2 separate regions of the Mus musculus genome follow, and region 2 is linked to region 1. A link is a loop called in an ENCODE intact Hi-C map of the cell type or tissue named here. Cell type or tissue: heart. All regions are shown on one strand. Links, peaks and the distances in the headings refer to the core of each region. The heading gives the core; the rest is flanking DNA.

Region 1 (9,976 bases), core at 1,191-9,190:
AGCACAGACGAGCACAGACCTCTCCATCCTCCTGCCCAGTTCGAGAGCGCTGGGAGCACACTCTCACAGGTGGACGTGTGTCTCCACATCCAGCTGTGTGCTGCTAGACCGCATTTTGGGGTACCAGATAGTACATTCAGGTTGGCATGCGAGAATAACATTATCCATCCTTGTCAGTAATAAAAGTGTTCCAGAGTTGGCTTGTCAGGCGCTAGTCTGACTACTGTCAGGCCAAGCATCAGCAAGGTCATTGGAGGTCTCAAGGACCAACAAAAGAACCTTCTGCTCCTTTGGCATTTATTTCTGTGTTGGTTCTTTTTTTTTTTTCCATTGACTTTAGTGCACTTATAGTGCAGAACCTGATATTCCAGAAGAATCAAATGAAGAATGAATGGGTGGGTATCTAGCTTCCTGGCAGTGAGCGAGAACAGGCAGCCAAGCGCTTCTGATTTGATACGGGTGAATGACAAGAGAAGGAACCATGGTTTCAAGCAAGATGATCAGGGCGACCTCAATGTCGGTTCTGTGAAATGAGAGGAGAGAGGCTGGGGGGGGGGGGGGGGCGTGGCAGGAGGGGGACTGGAGAGGGAGCTGGAGCTGGAGGGGGCTGGAGGGAGAGTCGGAGGGGGCTGCAGGGAGGAGCTGGAGGGGGCTGGAGGGAGAGCTGGAGGGGGCTGCAGGGAGAGCTGGAGGGGGCTGCAGGGAGGAGCTGGAGGGGGCTGCAGGGAGAGCTGGAGGGGGCTGCAGGAAGGAGCTGGAGGGGGCTGCAGGGAGGAGCTGGAGGGGGCTGCAGGGAGGAGTGGAGGGGGCTGCAGGGAGGAGCTGGAGAGCCCTCTGAGGTTATTGTGAAGGCGATTGGATCACAGTATATTCAGAAATTTCTGGTTTACAATGATCATACACCAAGTGTTTACTAACACTAAATCAAAGTTAAATGCCTTAATCTTTCTTATGGAGAAACCAGTATTCCAAATCTCCATGAAGACTAGTATCAAGAAGCATTCATTTAGAAAAAGAGAGGCCTGGCATGGTGATGGATCAGATGCCTTTAATCCCAGCACTTGGGAAGCAGAGGCAGGAGGATATCTATCTATGATTTCAACACCAGCCTAGTCCATAGAATGAGTCCCAGGACAGCCAGGGTTATAAACAGAGACCTTGTCTCAAAAAAGGAGGAGGAAGAGGAGAGGGGGTGCAGATTAGAACTGGCAAACTAAGACTGAGTTTTTGTTTGGTTGTTTGTTTTGGTTTTTTTCAAGACAGGGTTTCTCTGTATAGCCCTGGCTGTCCTGGAACTCACTCTGTAGACCAGGCTGGCCTTGAACTCAGAAATCCGTCTGCCTCTGCCTCCCAAGTGCTGGGATTAAAGGAGTGTGCCACCACTGCCCGGCTCAGACTGATTCTTATGTCTTTATTGTTGTTATCCTCTGCTTTCTGTATGGGTGTTTTGTTCAAATGTACATCTGCGCACCACATGCCCTTTCTGACCTCTGAGGGCACTAAATGATGTGGTGCACTGGCCTATACATGGGCAAAAGGCCCATACATAAGAATTGATAAAATAATAAAGTTTAAAACAGTGTCTTAGTTTGAATGTCCACTCAAGTGTGTGTGCATGCACAGTTTCCCGAGTTGACTCCTAAACCTGTTTATATAAGAGAACCACTACAGGTGCCTACACCTACATATTCCAATATAAACCCCGGATTTAGTGAGCCAAAGACTTGGCAGGTTTTCATTTTTAATAACATTTTTCCTCGGTTGTTTCCTAAAGATTTTTCCCCCTTCTCTGTGGACTGCAAACAAAACAGCATTTGTCGCTAGATAAAACATGAAACTACAGTATGTTTTCAAAGCTATTCTAAGAAAGGAGGGAAACTCCGCTCCACTCAGCCTTGCAGAAGTAAGAAGAATTAGCGGTTGGAACGCTGTGAATGCCGGAATCTCTGGGGGGGGGGGGGGGGGGCGGGGAATGGACAGACTTTCTTGCTAGATCTTGGCTGAGTTATTGTCAACAATTTCAAAGGGACTTTTCAATCAAAGGAAGCTGTAAACTCCTTCCTCCGTGTGCGTACCTCCTTCAGATGAAAGTCCCAACACAATCAGTCATGAGTCTTAAGAAAGAAAAGAAGGAGCCTGTTTGAAGGACCTGCCACTAGGCAGTTATTTATTAAAGTGCCCAGCACCGTTGCGCCCCGTCTGCTGTGTGTCCTGAGTCATGTTCTTGATCTATCACAATGACTTCTGAGACCTGTTCACATTTATGTTCTCATGGAAAATGTGCCGCCAGACCACAAACTGAAGCTTTTAACAAATGAAAACAACTCATCACTATAACAATTTCCTAAGCTATAGAAACATCCTTATTACTGTGGATGGGGCTACTGGACCCTCACCCTGAACATTAACATAACAGGAAGGGATTGGAGCTCAGAGGTTAAGTGCAGAACTCTATAAGGTTGGGTTCCCAACACACCCAGTCTTTGAACTACAGCTCCAAGGGATCTAACGCCCTCTTCCGGTCTTATCGGGCACACACCCACACATGGACACATAGACAAACATAAAATAAATCTTTTACAAATATATTTTAAAAACAGGTGGAAATATTTTAAATTTCTATTTAAAATCTTTTTTTAGTCCCCTCAAGTCTTGCTGTGGCTCCAATATTTGCGGAGAGAAGCTTTTTCTTAAAGTTCATTCAGGCTACTTTTAAAACTTAAAAGTCCGTGTTAAATGAAGTGGGGAGGGCGGCGTGTTGGAGAGACATCACAGTGGTTAAGAGCGCTGGCTGTTCTTCCAGAGGACCTAGGTTTGATTTCCCCAAAACCCAATATTTGTAACCTCAAAGTTAATGAATACAATGCCCTCTTCTGGTCTCCAAGAGCACTAGACAGACCACGGCTCACAGACTTTTAGTCAGGCAAAACACCAAAACACCCATATACACTTTACTATAAATATATATATATATATGTGTGTGTGTGTGTGTGTGTGTGTGTGTGTGTGTGTGTGTGTGTTTGTGTGTGTGTGTGTGTGTGTGTATATATATATATATATATATATATATATGAAAGTAGGGGAGGGACTGGAGAGACCGCTCAGTGGGTAAAGAACTTGCCACTCAAACTTCACTTGTGGACAACAGTAACTGTGGGGCAGAGCCCAGACTGTAATCTCACTGGGAATCGAAGACAGGGACCCTCAGAGCAAGCTGGCGAGCTGGACAGGCAAATCAGGAAGCTCTGGGTTCAAGTGAGAGAGAGACATTGCCTCAGGATAGAAGGTAGGAAGCCACCTGATGTCAAGTTCTGGCTTCCACATGCCGGTGCATACAGCGCTCACACCCGCACACACACCACACACACACCCACACACATATACACACACACAACACACACACATACAACATACACACTCACACACCACACACACACACAAACACACACATACACACACATACACACACACACACCAATACACACACATACATACATACACACAACACACACATACCACACACACACATACACACACACATACACACTCACACAAGCACACACATACACACACCACATAAACACACTCACACCACACACACATACACACACACTATACATACCACACACACACATACACTCACTCACACAAACACATACACATACCACACATACACACAACCACACACACACACACACACACACACACACTCACACACAAGGGGGTGGGGTGGGGTGGAGGTGGGGGTAGCAATGAAGACTCATGCAGTAGAGGGGCTTGCAGCCAAGTCTAAGGCTCCCTCCCACCCCAGGACCCATAAGGTAGGAGAAAACACTCATTAGCTAGCCTAGAGTTTGCTAGTAACCATGCTGGCCTGGACCTCACAGAATTCATCCTGCTGTCTTCTGAGCGCTGAGATTAAAGCTGAGTGCCACCAAGCTCTGTTATAAAAAGTAAGTTTTTTAAAGACTTATTTATTTAATGCATATGTGTACACTGTAACTGTCTTCAGACACACCAGAAGAAGGCACCAGATCCTATTTCAGATGGTTGTGAGCTACCATGTGGTTGCTGGGAATTGAACTCCAGGACCTCTGGAAGAGCAGTCAGTGCTAATACCTCTGGGCCATCTCTCCAGCCCTGTAATTTTTTTTTAAGTGCAGTTTCATTACTTAGTACCAAGGCAATGAGGAATTAAGAGATTTCGGGGAATCTATACTTAGTTAATTCATGCGGGCTGAGTCCACTCCCTAGGTGACTCCATTCCATTGCAGTCTAGACAAAAGAAAACCCTCCTGGCTCTTTATCTTCCTTAATGGAAAGCACACAACAGAATCCTGCAGCTAGCCTACCTTGGCCACTTAGTAATGTTGCATCTATTCTGCCTATTACATTCCTAGTCAGGATTCTCAGCCCCCTGAAGAAAACTGAGGGCATTCGGTGCCGTTTAACTTAACATTTAGGAAGGTTAAAATGCTCAATTTCACGTTCCGTATCATTTTAAGGCACATTTCAAGGCCAGAAACAAAAAAACCTGCAGCCTTATATGTTAGCCAAATATCTTCAAATCTCAATAAAGAGCCAATGGCTCTGGGGGCGGAGTGGGTAGGTCCAGTGTGGCTGTACTGTCTGTCCCCATTTTTAAAATAGCATTCAGATTTAAGGCTGAGTAGGAGTCCGACGTGATTCATTCCTTAGCTGGGCACCGCCACTTTTCTTGGGCCAAAGGTTCCCAAAGGTCAAAGTGCAAATAGATCCCAGGGCTAACAGGTCTAGGGTGCGGCCTGAAACCTGGGTTTTCAAGAGGCCCCCAGGCAATGTCCCAGAATCCCTCTCTCCTTACCAGGAAACTGGTCTTTCAAATGAACTAGGAAAGTCGGGAAACTTTTAGAGGCCAGAGGAGCCTCTGAACAGAACCCGCACACCTGCGGACCTGGGAAGGCGCGGTGGACAACTCAGAGACAGTAGCTCAGAAACCCTCTCGCACACTGCAGCAGCCTGGAAAACACCCTTTTCAAGCTCGGAGAATGCTTGGCATTCGGTGGCCTTTTTCCAACATAAAAATCTCCAACTCGGCTTTGACTGAGAGTCCCATAGAAAAGCCACGGAAAGCAGCCCTGGAGAGCTGACAACGCCCTGTGTTGACAACTCGGCTCGTCCTTTATAAAAGAGTCGAAAGACCCCAAATATATATATACACACACACACAAAGTCGAATTAAATGTTTCACAAAGCGACGGGACTGTTTTCCTGTCGGCGGCGGGGGAGGGGGCAGACTCATGGTCACCAGGATCGCCCCCACCTGCACACAGACACCAGCTTTCCCTCGCTCCGCGCCCGTTCAGGTCACCCACCCCTTAGATACCATCGCTGCCAACAGAAACCCAAAGGCCCTCTGAATCTAGCAGAAGAGACGCTCTGCGGGAGCGAAACAATGTCCCCGCCTGGAAGGACAAGGAGGAGCCAGGCACCTGTAGCAGCGGCGTAAACTCAGATCCCGGGTGACCCTAAGTCAACCCCGGTGATGCGAGGCTGCCCAAGGGTGGGAGATGGAAGTACGCACGCAAAAAGCAGTGCTCAAGAAATCACATCCCAAACCCCACGGGGACAACCGGCGTTCACGCACGCTGCCCCGCGGCGAGCCAAGGCTCCAGAGCAATCTTGTACCCCGGGAGGGACAGAGCCGCAGGTACTCGCCTGGAGAAGGGGGGCGGCGGCAGCCAGCAGAGTCAGCGCGCAGAAAGCGACGGTCCCAGGCGTCGGGCGGCGCAGCGCGGGCAGCGCCTGTCCGGAGGCGGAGTGCCGCGGGCTGCCGCAGCAGGCGGGAGCCAGTGACCTCCGCCACCGGCCGTTCCTGGGTATTGTTGTGACTCAACCTATTTCCTGTTTGGAGGGCTAGAAGAAAGGGGGACAAGTGCCTATCTAGAGTGTGTGTGGTTAGGGGGAGGGTAGATGGGCGGTGGCCATCACCTGCTTCCTCCAGACCCGGAAAAAAAAAAAAAAAGTAGCTCGCGCCACTTTGGGTCGTCCTGTTGGCGGAGGGGGAGGCCTCACCGGCGCCACCCAGCGGTGGGGCAGGGATTGAGCGACGCTTCCGCCTCTTTTCTCAGCAAAACCCCCAAGCTTCGGCTCAAGAGTATAAACATTCGCAGGGTTTATCTAATTCGTGCCCAGATCTGCTTTCAGTCTTTCCGCAGGTGCTGGCGAGGAAAGGTCAGTCACCCCTCAGAAACCACGGGAAGGGTGTTTGTGGGTCACTGTATGTATACGGTAGGGGAGTGGAACGGGTTGATTTTTGTTTGGGGAAGAAGAGAAACGGGTAATGGTATCGGTGAAAGATAAGTTTTAAGATCAATTTCAATCCCCCTCCCCCTCCAACCTCCCTGGTTCTCTGGCTCTGAGGCTCCAATCCGGAAATACCGGTTCCTCTCGGGGGACAATAGGTGAGGGCGGAGCACTAAGCCCAGAGCCTGCTTAGTCACACCGCGGGGAAGGAGGAATGTGCCTAGTGCCCAAGGCTGCACCCGGGGCGCAAGTTCGCCTTCCATTTAACCTAGTCTGGTTAAAAAATCCTAGGAAGAAAAAAAGAAAAGAAAAGAAAAAGAAAAAAAAAAAAATAAAAAGAAAAGCTGGATAGTGGTAGCGTATGCCTTTAATCCCAGCCCTTGGGAGGCATAGGTAGACGGATTTCTGAGTTCGAGGCCAGCCTGATCTACAGAGTGAGTTCGAGGATAGCCAGGCTACACAGAGAAACCCTGTCTCAGGGGGGAAAAAAAATCCTAAGAAGATTCCAGGGTACAGGATAAAAGTTGTGGTGATGGCGAGATGGATAGTGGTGATAGTTGTGCGGTGTGAATGCTCGCACTTGCCCACTGCGTTGCAATTTTAAGTATTTTAGTTTGCTTTTTTAAAAATCCTGTAAAGGATGCTGAGGTTCTATTCCAGGCAACTTCGCGCACGAGCGCCCTCTCCTCCCCACAAAACCCTTTCGCCAGGAGTAACTATGTCAACTGAGACACTCTCTCAAGGAAAAAAAAAAAAGAACAAAAACAACAACAACAAAAACAAAACCCCAACAAGAGAAACCAGGAGTGGTAGCACAGATTTGTAATCCCAGAGCTGGGGAGACAGATCCTTGGATTTACCAGCCCCCGAAAAATGAAAGACCCGGTCTTATAAACCAACATGGACAGATCCTGAGGAACAGGTGTTATCAGACCTGCCAATACACACACACACACACACACACACACACACACACACACACGCCCCAGGCAAAGGAAGATCAAACCTGAAGGCTCAGGCTTTAAGAAAGTATCACTTTAAGAAAAATGAGCACAAGCAAACTGTTAAGCAAATAAAAGCATACCAATTGTGCCTCCATTTACTAAGAAAGGAAAAACACCTACCCATGAATTTGCTTTTTCTTTTTTTGAGTTGAGGTCTTAGTTACTATGGCCCTAATGGCCCTTCCATGCAATCCTGCTGGTTCCAATTTTGGGGTAATCCTCCTGCCTCAGCCTCCCAAGTACTGGAATAATGGGGTGAACACTGCTGTTGTGTTTTTAAAAAAGAGAGAGAGACAGAGAGAGAGAAAGAACTTGGAATATGTTTGTAGGGTGAGGTACGGTGAAGGGGTGACTCTGGGCCCATGCTGAGGCATCCCAACCCCCTGAGGTACCAGCCATATGACAGATATAGCATGGAATAGAGTTTATTTAGAGCATGAGGAGTCGAGAGAGTAGAGACAGAGAGAGAGAGAGAGATAAAGAGAGCGAGAAGAGGAGCAGAGGCCAGCCATTAACATGTGGAGAAAGAGGGGGAGAGGAATGGGGAGAGAAGGGACAGAGAGGGAAGAGGAGAAGAAGAGAGTGAGGAGGGGACAAGCAGCCCCTTTTATAGTAAGTCAGGCACACCTGGCTATTGCCAGGTAACTGTGGGGCAGAGTTAAAAAACTACCATGTCCAGTTGTGTGTGTGTGTGTGTGTGTGTGTGTGTGTGTGTGTGTGTGTGTGTGTGTGTGTGTGCATTTTAAATTATTTATGGGGGGCCTGGAGAGATGGCTCAGCGGTTAAGAGCACTGACTGCTTTTCCGAAGGTCCTGAGTTCAAATCCCAGCAACCACATGGTGGCTCACAGCCATCTATAATGAGATCTGACTCCCTCTTGTGGAGTGTCTGAAGACAGCTACAGTGTACTTACATATAATAAATAAGTAAATTTTTTTTAAAAAATTATTTATGTTTGCATTTGATAGTATGGTTGTTTTGTCTGCATGTATGTCTGTGCACTGTGTACATGTCTGGTACTGTCAGAGGCTAAAAGAGGCCATTGGATTCCCTGGAAGTAGAGTTACAGTCTATTGCTAGCCTGAGACCCTGTTGGGAGTACAGCGTGAAGTCCTTGTGCCCACAAATCTCCAGGGAAACCAGGAATGTTAAGCACACAGGATTGCCTTTCCAATGAGAAAGATGTAAAACAAACAAACAAACAAACAAACAGAATCAACAACCCAAAACCTGTTGTTCCATTGAGAAAGCTGAGAACTAGAAGCGACTTATAGCCTGGTGTTGTATGTTACCAGTGAGCCAGACCATAGCAAGCTCCCACACCCAGGACTGGCAGTGGCTAGTAGTCTAAATGACCCTTACAGCCAGGGACTCCCCAAGCTCCCATAACCAGGCCTGGAGATATCTAAAAGTCTAAGTGATCCTCACATTATCTGTATAGCCAGAGGCTTCTCCAAGCTCAATAAGTTTAGGTCCAGGCATGGAGGTTCACACCATTAATCCCAGGAGACAGAGCCATGCAGATCTCTGAGTTCAAGGACGATCTCCAGAGCAAGTTCCAGGGCAGCCAAGCTTATGAAGTGAGGGAGTTGGAAAACAGAAAGCTGTTGATATGATAAGGGGAGCCATGCTCCAATCCCAGCAAGCAGCAGGATTCAGGAGCTTCGGCCGGCCATGTGGCTCTGGCTTTACAGTCAAGATAGAAGGAACTACTGGGACAATTGATGCTGGCTAGTTGGAGCTAAGAAATTAGCAGTGATTAAGAAGAGACCAAAACCACTGAGGTGAAATCTTCTGGGAAGTGTTACCTGAGACCACAAAGAAGCTGTGTTCCAGAGGTAGCCAAGGTCGTACCTCATGCTGCAGCTGGACTAGGTAATGGGTAAGAGTCAACCCTCCCCCACCCACCCCCCATCCCTGGTTGTATTGGTTTTAAAGACATGAAGGAGTCATGAAGAGCAGCTGAGGACTGGGACTGTCAGAGGCCAGGGCAGGCCATTGGTAAAAGTGCGGCCTCAGTTGCAGCTGATAGCCCAGTACTGAAGGGGTCATGCAAAGAAGTTGAGGCTTGGCACCATGAAGGGAGCCTATGAGAGGATATGGGTGAAGCCTAGTTGCAGCAAGACCCCAGTGTATTGGAGATGCCTGTACCATAGGATGATCATCAAGAACAGCAGCAACAGTGGAGTGGAGTCAACCAGAGCCTAGAATACTACAGAGGGCAGAGCTGGAGATGTAACCCAAGCCCTTTGGAGGAGCCCAGAAGATCGTGTGTGGATCCGGGACACACTGGAACAAGAAGTTATAACATTGAAGTTGCCTTGGACACCCCAAGATGTTAGAGCTGTGAGAGTTGTGGGATACCTGCTGAGGAAAGCTGCTAACAGGGAGTGGAACCAGCCCAGGAGAAAGAAGTGGGTTGTAGTCAACAAAGATGAAAAAGGAGTGGAGATCTGAAGACCATTTTGACATCAGACACAGAGAAGCAGAGTTTGGATTGTGTCTAGGTGGTTTCCTGTCTTGCCTTGGGGATTACAGTTAAGTGATTGGATGAATCTCAGAAGAGACTTTGAACTTTGGACTTTTAACATTGTTGAAACTGCTATAGCCTACGGGGACTCTGGAAGTTGGACTATCTGTTCTTTTCTTATGATGCTATGGCCAGGTATGGCCTCTATAGACTCATG
Region 2 (9,976 bases), core at 634-8,633, 57 kb before region 1:
ATGATAAATAGTAAACTGCTTCTGATCAGGGAAAGAAGCAACAAGATAAAATAAGTCATGGTCAGGTCTATGGGACGTCAGAGTTACAGATTGACACAATCATCCATAGGTCACAACATAAGGATTCGAATACTTGGAATTCACACCTGAAAGATATGTATGTGTACCCAAAATGATGTGCAGGAATTTTTTTTAAAAGAGCTTTATTCATAATAGCAACTTTAAAAAAAAGTCCATCAAAAGAATAAAATGCTGAATGTGAATACACATGGAGTGATGAGTGTGCACACACAAGGAATGATGCTGCATGTGTAATACATGGAGTGATGAGTGTGCACACACATGGGAAGACGCTGCATGTATATACATGGAATGACGATGCATGTACATAGGCATAGGATGATGTTGGGTATGCACACGTGGAATGAAGTTGAACATGCACATGCGCACGCGTGGAATGTTACTAAGCAACAAACGAACTAGTGAGTCTCACACAACAACACAGACATGTCATGGAGATTCCCTGGAAAGAAGGAAGCCATAAACACTGAAGTCTTCATGTCAAACAAAACTGTTCCCGGAGAGGGGAATTAAATAAGGTTCTCTTGGTGGGGCCAGTTTGACGATGATACAAAGTGTCCACCTTTCTATCCAAATGGTAACCACACCACTGACTTCCTGGAAGCCTGTGACTAGATGGCACAACACAGAACAAGTACTAATGAGTCATATATTTAAAATATTAAATTTAATATTATACTTTACCACAATAAAATACCCTTACTTTCAGCACCAAATCCAAAAAAAAAAAAAAATTAAGCCTTTTATTTGAAAAGTAAACACAAATCTATATATAAATACTTCACCAAACACCATAAACATGGCAATCTAGAAAATGTTTGAAAATGACTCTGTAGACTGTAGAGGGCAGATCTTTCCTGGATCCTTCTGTTGCTTTGGTAAATTCTTTCTGTATGGAAACATTCCAGACAAACTGTTTTAAACTCCAGTTCTTAAGAAGGCTCAGAGTATCTTTCTTTCCCTCTCCAACCACTCCCTCCTAGAGTCAGCTGCCAAGCTGGGCATTTGAGCAGTGTATCCAACTAATACGCCTCCCAGACTTTAGATTAAAACCTTCACTTTAGGCCAGGTTGCCTTTAATCCCAGCACTCTGGAAGCAGAGGCAGGCAGATCTCTGAGTTCGTGGTCTACAGAGTGATTTCCAGAACAGCCAAAGCACACAGGAAAACTCTATCTTAGAAAAAACAAACACATAGGCTTCGCTTAGGGCTGTAGCTCTGAGGTTAGAACGCTTGCCTAACAGGAACAGAGGCCTGAGTTTTTCCCAGCAGCCCAAAAAGGAAAGAAAATAAATCCTGACACAGGCCATATGCAACTCTGGACCACCTGGGGGCCTCTTACTTTCCAAGAGTCTCCAGCAGCCTGATTTGCCCCGGTAACAATAACACTAGGAGGAAAGAAACAAACGTTTTCAGTTTCATACCTGGGAAATTTCAGGGAGTGTCTAAGATGCCACAAATCTCTCTCCCCTCTTAAAACTCACCCAGACACTAACCAGAGCAGCCTGAGGCTGGAGAAGTGCCTTCCTGGAGGACATGCTCAGAAGTGCTGGACTCCAGCTGAAGCAACGGAGAGCAAGCACTTTCACAGGAGTCCCTGAATGAGGAAGTTCCTCTCGCAACCATCAATCAGAAGTCTGGTTTCTAGCCTGGCTGGAAGGGGAGCCAGAAGAGGCTCCCAACTGCAGCCTGGGGCCCCTTCTGTGCTCATCCCTGCAAAAGTTCACCCTGGGGGGAAAGTCTATGGCAAAAGGCAAGGGTGTGTGGGAGGCTTCCCCCTCCCAGGGGACGCCACCCTCCCCCGGGACGCCACCCTCCCCCACAAGCAGCTTTGCCTGGAAAAGGTGGAGAAAAGAATGAAAATGGATTCTCAAGAAGCCCTCCAAGAAAGCTGGAGTGGGGCTGGAGGGAGGAAGGCTTACTGCTCTTTAGAGGACCCTCCTTCCGTTCCCAGGAGCCACAGCAGGCGGCTCACAACTGCTTAGAACTCCAGTCCAGGGGGTGATTCAGAGTGCTTCCTCTTCTGCTGAATTCAGTTCCCAGCACCCCATCAGGGGGCTCACAATTGCCTGTAAGCCCAGCTCCAGGGAATCTGACAACAGGCCTCCAGGGATATGTGGGTGCACACATACACATTAAAAATAAACCGGGGGCTGGTGAGATGGCTCAGCAGGTAAGAGCACCCGACTGCTCTTCCAAAGGTCCTGAGTTCAAATCCCAGCAACCACATGGTGGCTCACAACCATCCGTAATGAGATCTGACGCCCTCTTCTGGAGTGTCTGAAGACAGCTACAGTGTACTTACATATAATAAATAAATAAATCTTTAAAAAAAATAATAAACCAAACTTATTTTTAAATAATAAGGGTTGGAAAGACTCCCCAGTGGATAAGAGCACTTGCTGCTCTTACAGAGAACCTGGGTTCATTTTCTAGGACCCACGGGGCAGCTCACAACTGAAGGGACTCTAGCTACCTTGAGTTGGCCAGCATGACTCTAGCAGACCTGGCCCTTCTCCTCCATTCCCTCTGCCTCGCTTAAAAACAACAACAAAAACAAACAAACAAACACACCAAACTGCTATCCATTCCAAAGGCTAACCCCCCATGGTCTATTTCCTTATTGCTAATTCCTATTCCAGAAACTGACTACCAAGGTCCAGCTGTAAAGTCTAGCAATCAAAAGCTCCCTTCAGGCACCTAATTAACATGCACAATTAAAATTAAACACTTCATCTCAGCACAGGGTTTCCCATTTCACCTTTATAAACCATCATTTGCCTGTCCCCTCTCCATCCAGAGGCAGCCCTTTATCCCATTCCAAGACAAATAACCCTCTTCTTTCTTTTCTCTCCGTTCTCCCTCTTCCTCTGGCTCCTGTCTCATCCCTTAACCCTGACCTCTGTCCCTCCAGAGCAAATACATCTCCTTTGTGCTAAGCGCACATTTTTCCTTTTAACAAGTCTGTGTCTATAAACTGGGCATGGTGGTGCACATCTTTAATCCCAGTCAGGAGGATCTCACCTAGTCTACATAGTGAGCTCCAGGACACACAGCCAGACCTAATATACAGATGGAGGAAAAAGGAAGTCTCTAGCTCCGGCTCCAGGGATGTGAGATTCTTGTCTGGCCTCTGAGAGTATAAGGCGCAAACAACCACCGAGTACACAGACATACAAGACGGCAAAACACCATACATATAGAGAAAAAAATAATTCCAGAAAAAAATTAAAATAAAATCTGGAAAAGGGAGGAGAAGACAGTCGCTACTGGCTTGAGGGAAGAGAACCCTGTGGCTCTGGCTAGTACATTATTCAAGCTGCAACTTAATAACAGATCTTTCCATTGCTCTGTGAGCTAAGCAACTACCAGGCTCCCTGGGACCTTTGCCGTTAAACAGTATGTCTTTTTAAAAACGTCTTTCTGAAAGAATCCAATGGATGCCTTTTTAAAAGAAAAAAAATAAGAAAATAACACACACATATAGCTGAAAGAGCAAGTAATTTGGAATATCTTGCTCCAAACTCCTTAGAATGTTCTCTAAGCTTTACACTCGAGCACTGAGAGCCCCCAGGAAGTTAGGGGCCACAGATGACTTTATTAGCCATCTAAACTAAGCAGAGCTGAGGTCTGCAACTCACATAAAGTGGCCAGTTAATTAGCGCTGCAGTTTCTGCTGCTTCTGGGCCTAAGTTCTGCAACACAGTAACAATTTTAATGGAGACCAACCTGAGCTAAACACAGCCCCATCTCAACAACAGCACACTGAGAGGTCCAGAAGCAATTCTACACTTTTTTTGGTTAAGACTTTTTAGTTCATCCAACTATCATCCATTCGCTACAGAAATATGAGGAATTCTCTCAATTAAGTTCGCCACTAGTCTGAGTCATGCTAGCTCATGCCTTCCCAAATCGAGTCAATCTGATAAGTACACAGTGACTTCGTCTGATGCCCTGCCCCGAGAGCCCTTGTGCCTACCACTCTGACTCACACAAGGGCAGGGCTCACAGCTAATGGGAAGTGACTGGCGGTATGCAGTGGCCGGAGGAAACAGGGGCAGGTGTACACCAGCCAATCCCACACAGCCGAGCAGCTGACTCCTCACTGAAGAGGGCTAAAGAGGAAGAAGCCTGCTCCTCGGTCGGAAACTGAGCTCACCAGGAAGTCCTTTAGTTTTGCTAAGAACCTCCCTCACTAATCTCATCGATTCTACTCCGCTGAATCCTCCGGAGACTGAGAGTGGCCGGTGACGTGAAGGTGTTGTCTCCGAGCTACAGGGATGACTCTCCTGGGTGAAACCCCACCCACCCAGGTTCTCAGGTGCGCCTGCTATCCTTGTAAGGCAAAAAGAAGAAACTGAACTTGAGCCAAGTGGGTAGGATCAGCTCTCAGATCATGTAAACAAATTGCTATAGTCGGACATTAAAGCAATGAGGCCGGCTGACAAATTTCTTTTTCCTTCCTCCTGAGAACAAAGGCCCTAGAAGCTCCAAGCCCTAGAAGGAACAAATACTACTAGAAAGCATTAGACCTTAAAAACTTTTGGTCCTGCAGGGGAGCTCCTTAGGCAGGGAGGTAAACACACACACACACACACACACCCCTGCGGGGAAGACGACTCTCAAGCAAAAAGACCTGCTTGGAAGACATTTCTGCCACCTGAAGCTGCAAAGGACCCTCCAATCTGCTGAGCTGCCTGCAGGCTGTCCAGTGTGGTCCAGGTTCCCAGCCTTTGTGAGCTGTCACCCATGCCGGGGTGAACTTTGGCGATAAGAGTTATTCTGGGGTGATCTGTGCTCATCCATATGGGATCATTTCTATTCCTGAATTCAGATTCCTGTAGGGAACCCCAATAAAACTCACTGGGTCGCCAAGCTGGACTTTGGTGGTATCCTTACCACTAAAAATTGGGTGTATCATGGGTTCCCAATCTGGGATTGAGTGTTTTGTCCACCCCGTAAAATAAAAAATTAAGTCACACAACACCTGGCTCGCCTTACCTTCAACTCAAGGAACTAAAGTTTCTCTATCACGATCCACGTTTTCCTTTGTTAGGATGGCAAAAATGTAACTGGACTTTGAGACTGGTGTACAGTCTAAAAACTTACCACCAAAAAAAGCTACAAACCTGGTCTGGACAGGTGTCTCAGCAGTTAAAAGCACTAGCTGTTCTTGCCAAGGACCAGGGTTTGATTCCCAGAACTTCATTCTCTGCTCACAATCACCTGTCAGCCCAGACCCAGAGGATCTGCCAAGCCTCTTCTGGCCTCCAAGGGACAACAGGTACCCATTGTTGTGCAATATAAGTGCAGGCATATAATAAAATAATTTTAACTCTAATAAGTACCTGGCACAGCAGGTACTTAGGATATTCCAGGCCCTGGGTTCCACCCACAGCTTCCTGAAGCAACAAAGGGGACGGGAGGTGTTCATTCAGAGATGTGTCAAGATTACATTTTCCCCATTACTATATTTACTCCTCACACAGAACAGGAGGAGGAGGAGAAACATAAAAGCCACACCCATCAAAGTCTAGTCAGGCTAAAACATTAGTCTAAGTTCAAATAAGCACATTACAAAGTATACTCTACTGTGGCTGGATGGCAGCCTGTATCCTGTTAAAGACCCAACTGTAACCATCTGCCAGGCGGCACTCATCAAATAGCATGTCCTGCTATGAAATGACTAAATACAAGTCACCAGCCAGAGGCTTCGGACACTTCACAAATGGCGCCACAGGCACACAACTAGAGAACGGCTATAATTCAGAGTGTCTCCTTTTCCTTTTCCTTCACATCAGCGTGCACCTCAACTGTCCTCCTTAAGTCAAAGCAAGGGGTTGTTTTTCTACCTCAAACTTTGCGGTTCCTACAGCATCCTTGTCAGAGCCCCCTTTATAGCTCCATGTATGCACCAGAAGTATATAAGTAGGTTCCATCCGCAGCACCATAAAGCTAATTCATTAACGAAAACCAAGAATCCCGCCACACAACACATTCTGTAAAGACCCTGAGAAGTTAAAACCTTTACGCGTGGCAAGCTATTTGGTGATCTGCATTCTTCAGGCCGCACTTGAAAACAAAGTGCTATTCCCTGGAAGGGCGGGAGTACCTCCTCCCCGCCCCACCACTTTATCACAAAAGAATGAACAGCATTTGGCCATGCAACTTTCGATGTATCACCTACTCGGAGAAAGCAGAAAAAGGAAGGGAATCCAGCCAGATGTTAAAAGAGCCCCACAGACACACCATGGGCAAACAGTCAGAAGAATTGCAGAAATGGGGGATGGGGGTGGGGGAGTGGGGTTGTCCACAGGCTCAAGACAGAGGCCATGTGCTCAACACTTCTGCTCTCCCAGGATGTCTCTGCATGTGCTGCTCATGAAGGTATGGTGGGGCTGGGAAGGTATATACTCGAGAGCTCTCCTGAACCAAGTCACATGTGCTTTACACAGTGACACCCAAGGCTCAGAGAGCAATAGCCTTCATGCTTTCAATTTGTACAGTCTACTACTGACTTACCATGAAAAGTTCACAAATCTTAATGCGGTTTTACTTCACATTTATTTTTGTTTCATCCTAAGCTACCCAACCTTCAAATAAGTGGGAATGCTGACTGGCTTTGGCTTCCACTCCTCACTCGATATTAATGTATAACAACTGAAAAACAGAATATGTCCCATCCAAGAAGCTAATAAAAAAGATAGAATTTAATTCCTGTCGAAGAGAATTATTGGGTAGGTTTTGGTGGTGGTGGTGGTTTTCTGTTTGTGTTTATTTTGAGACAGGATCTTATTATGTTGCCCAGGCTAACCTAGAACTCACAGAGATCTGCAAACTTGCCCCTCCAGGAGTGGTAGGATTAAAGGCGTGTGCTGCCACAAGCGGCTGGATTACTCCATTATTGCTGTTTCATTATTTAAATTAACTTATTAATTAAATTATCTAAATTAAAAGTGGTACATGCCTTTAATCCCAGCACTCTGGAAACAGAGGCAGGCAGATCTCTGAGTTCAAGACCAGCCTGGTCTATGGAGTTCTAGTACAGCCGGGGCTACAGAGAGAAACCCTGTCTTGGAAAAACAAAAGCAAAACAAAAACGGGGCTGAAGAAGTGGTTCCCAACATTAAAAGCATTTGCTGCTCTTGATGAGGACCCAGCCCCAAGATGGCTACTCATAAAACCATCTGTAACTATAGTCCCAGGAAATCCAATCCCCACTTCCAGCAGCAAACACATAAAAGCAATATATAGACTTCCATGCAACAAAGCAGCATACACATAAAACTAATTAATTACATTTTAAAGAACCTTTTGTACTGCAAGTTTTTATGAACCACAACTGAGAAAATACTCCAAAGGGGGAAAACAAAAACAAAAAAACAATCAAATGGCTGGTCAAAGTCCTTAGTGTGTTTTCTGAGAGGCTTAGGGATAATGGCCAAAATAATAGGCACCTGTCATTTAAAAAAAAAAAAAAAAAACACACACACACCACCAGGACAGAGAGCGGTGGTGCAGCCCAGTATCAGGGTTCTTGCCCATCACACTTCTGATCAGCAACACCACGGCCCAAGCACACAATGACCTCCGGGTGCTTAGGAAATTAGCGCAGTTGCCAAATTCTTAGAAGCACAAGTCTAAATCAAGTGGAAAGAAAGAGAAGAACTCCAACTCACAGTTCAGCATTACACAAAAACCCTGCAAGCCTATGGACTGCCTTCCCAGGTACCTCCCAAATAAACACTAGCCATTGCAATGATGGATACTGGATACCAGGATCGTTCTTTTTAACAGTTAAAGCTAACACCTCCTTAGAATGTCACAGGTGTAAGAGCTGCTACTAAAAAGGAGGACGGGGCATCACAACATTTCCTGTACTGGTTAACTGGCCACTACATGGCTCTCTGTTCTTTTTTTCTTTAAGATTAATTTATTTATTCATTTATTTATTTAATGTATATGAATACACTGTCACTCTCTTCAGACACACCAGAAGAAGGCATGGCATCCCATTACAGATGGTTGTGAGGCACCATGTGGTTGCTGGGAATTGAACTCAGGGACCTCTGGAAGAGCAGTCAGTCCTCTTAAACGCTGAGCCATCCCTTCAGCCCCCATTCTCTATTTTTAAACCTGGTTTCCATGAACTCTGATGTGCTTAAATTCACCACACTGGTATTAGGTTGGGTGTCTCAGTCTATGGCCCTGACTCTTGGGCTTGGAATCCAGAGACTCTCAATAGACGGGCTGACAGGATACTTTAGCTCCCCTCCACCCAAGCCTGGGGAAACCATGCACAAGATAGCCCCAAACCCAAAACATCTTTATCTCACAACATCAAGGTCACTGGGGCCACAAGTTTTTGCATCCCTGATTGTTGCTAAGGATATATATAACCAACGAGGCATTTTATTGAGAGACAGCTCTTATTTGAGATAAAGCTTTAATATGGTCAGGCTGCTTAATGAGATTTGTTTTAGGGATTAGGCAAGGAATTCCCTAATGGCTAGTTATCTTGGGAGATGATGAAAGTCGAGTGATCATTGGTCCTCCCCAATTCTACTGCTGCCCTATGGCTACCACATCTCAAGCCAAAACCTAATCAAATGTCTTTTTAAACAACTACTCTTGTACACAGAGCTACAGTGACCTAAGGTAACCCCCCTCACACCTACTTTCAAGAATCTGTCTCCTTAAAAAATAACCTCAGGAGGGGGGAAAATTGTGTGAAAAGAAAGCTAACGGAGGGGGCTGGTGAGATGGCTCAGTGGGTAAGAGCACCCGACTGCTCTTCCGAAGGTCCAGAGTTCAAATCCCGGCAACCACATGGTGGCTCACAACCATCTGCAACAAGATCTGACTCCCTCTTCTGGAGTGTCTGAAGACAGCTACAGTGTACTTACATATATTAATAAATAAATCTTAAAAAAAAAAAAAAAAAGAAAAGAAAGCTAACAGAGGGGATATTGTCATTGCCCAAGCACTCAGATACATTCAAGAAGAGCTCACCACTCACACAGGACATAGCTGGTTAGCAGCGATTTGCTGTCCTCACACAGGACACAGCTGGTTAACTGTGATCTGTCCACACACAGGACATAGCTGGTTAGCTGCGATCTGCTGTCCACGTGCAAGGAACTAGATCAAGAGTGAAGCCAATTCAGGCAGTAGTCACTTCAAACAAACTCCCCATAAGGCGATACAAAGATGAAACTGGTCCTAAGCAAACCTCAAAAAGAGGACCCTTTACCGTGTTGGAAGTGGAGTGGCCTTTACTCTGAACGCAGCTCACTGGGCTGTTAGGAGAGCCGAACCACTAATTACTACATTAGGAGTTTCTATGATTGTCCTTCCCAAGGTTGGGTCAGTGCCATCCCAGGCCTTCCAAAAAGAGTTGTACCACCTTTTTGGCCTCTCAGACTTTCCATTGGCAATTATCTGGCACTTCTAGATTTCTAGACCTCGCCTCCCTTATCAACCCAAAACCCTTCACTTGATTCTCGTGCTTAACTTTGGGGACCCATGACCACTGTGTCCCTAGGCGCCTACTCTCTGCCAGTGCACCGTGAGGTAAATGCATTCCCAGCCATTCTCTATGGTGACTTGCATGAGGAAGTATCTGCTCACATGCTTTCTTCCCTGAAAGAATCCCCGAAGGGATGCCGAGAAGACAATCCCACCCTTTGTTGCACCTCTGAATAGCAGGGTGTGCATCTGTATTACACATCTCTCCCTCAGTGCCAGGGATCATCGAAAGCCAGAGCCATCTAAATAAAGCAGTCCGCCATACTCGTGTGCACTAGACTCCTGCAAGCAGAGATCCAGTCAATCTGGGACTCAGTCAAGTCCGAGAGGTGACTAGCACTAAGTAGGTGCTCATTAAATGGTAGCTC

What was found. Peaks named below come from ENCODE experiments on the same cell type or tissue, not always from the same donor. Only the 100,000 strongest peaks of a DNase experiment are listed, where the experiment ranks them.
Region 2: it touches region 1 in a loop (2.2-fold over the local background); 18 of 42 quality-filtered maps call a loop at or near these places.

The regions. Positions count from the first base shown.
Region 1 is chr19:24,219,154-24,229,129 of GRCm38, forward strand. Tjp2 (tight junction protein 2) reads right to left here and starts at 5,873. Exons shown (of 24, transcript NM_001376368.1): 1 at 5,698-5,873. In heart, for the core only: CTCF peaks have their summits at 2,545 (motif pointing left), 6,074 and 8,183 (motif pointing left); DNase peaks (open chromatin) are centred at 5,898 and 6,438; H3K4me3 peaks cover 2,437 bases; H3K27ac peaks cover 2,224 bases.
Region 2 is chr19:24,162,535-24,172,510 of GRCm38, forward strand. The region is part of intron 2 of Tjp2 (tight junction protein 2); the gene reads right to left. Among named protein-coding and RNA genes, the nearest start is that of Tjp2, 58 kb to the right of the region's middle. In heart, for the core only: no CTCF peak of the experiment used is centred there; a DNase peak (open chromatin) is centred at 4,147; H3K4me3 peaks cover 2,309 bases; H3K27ac peaks cover 3,057 bases.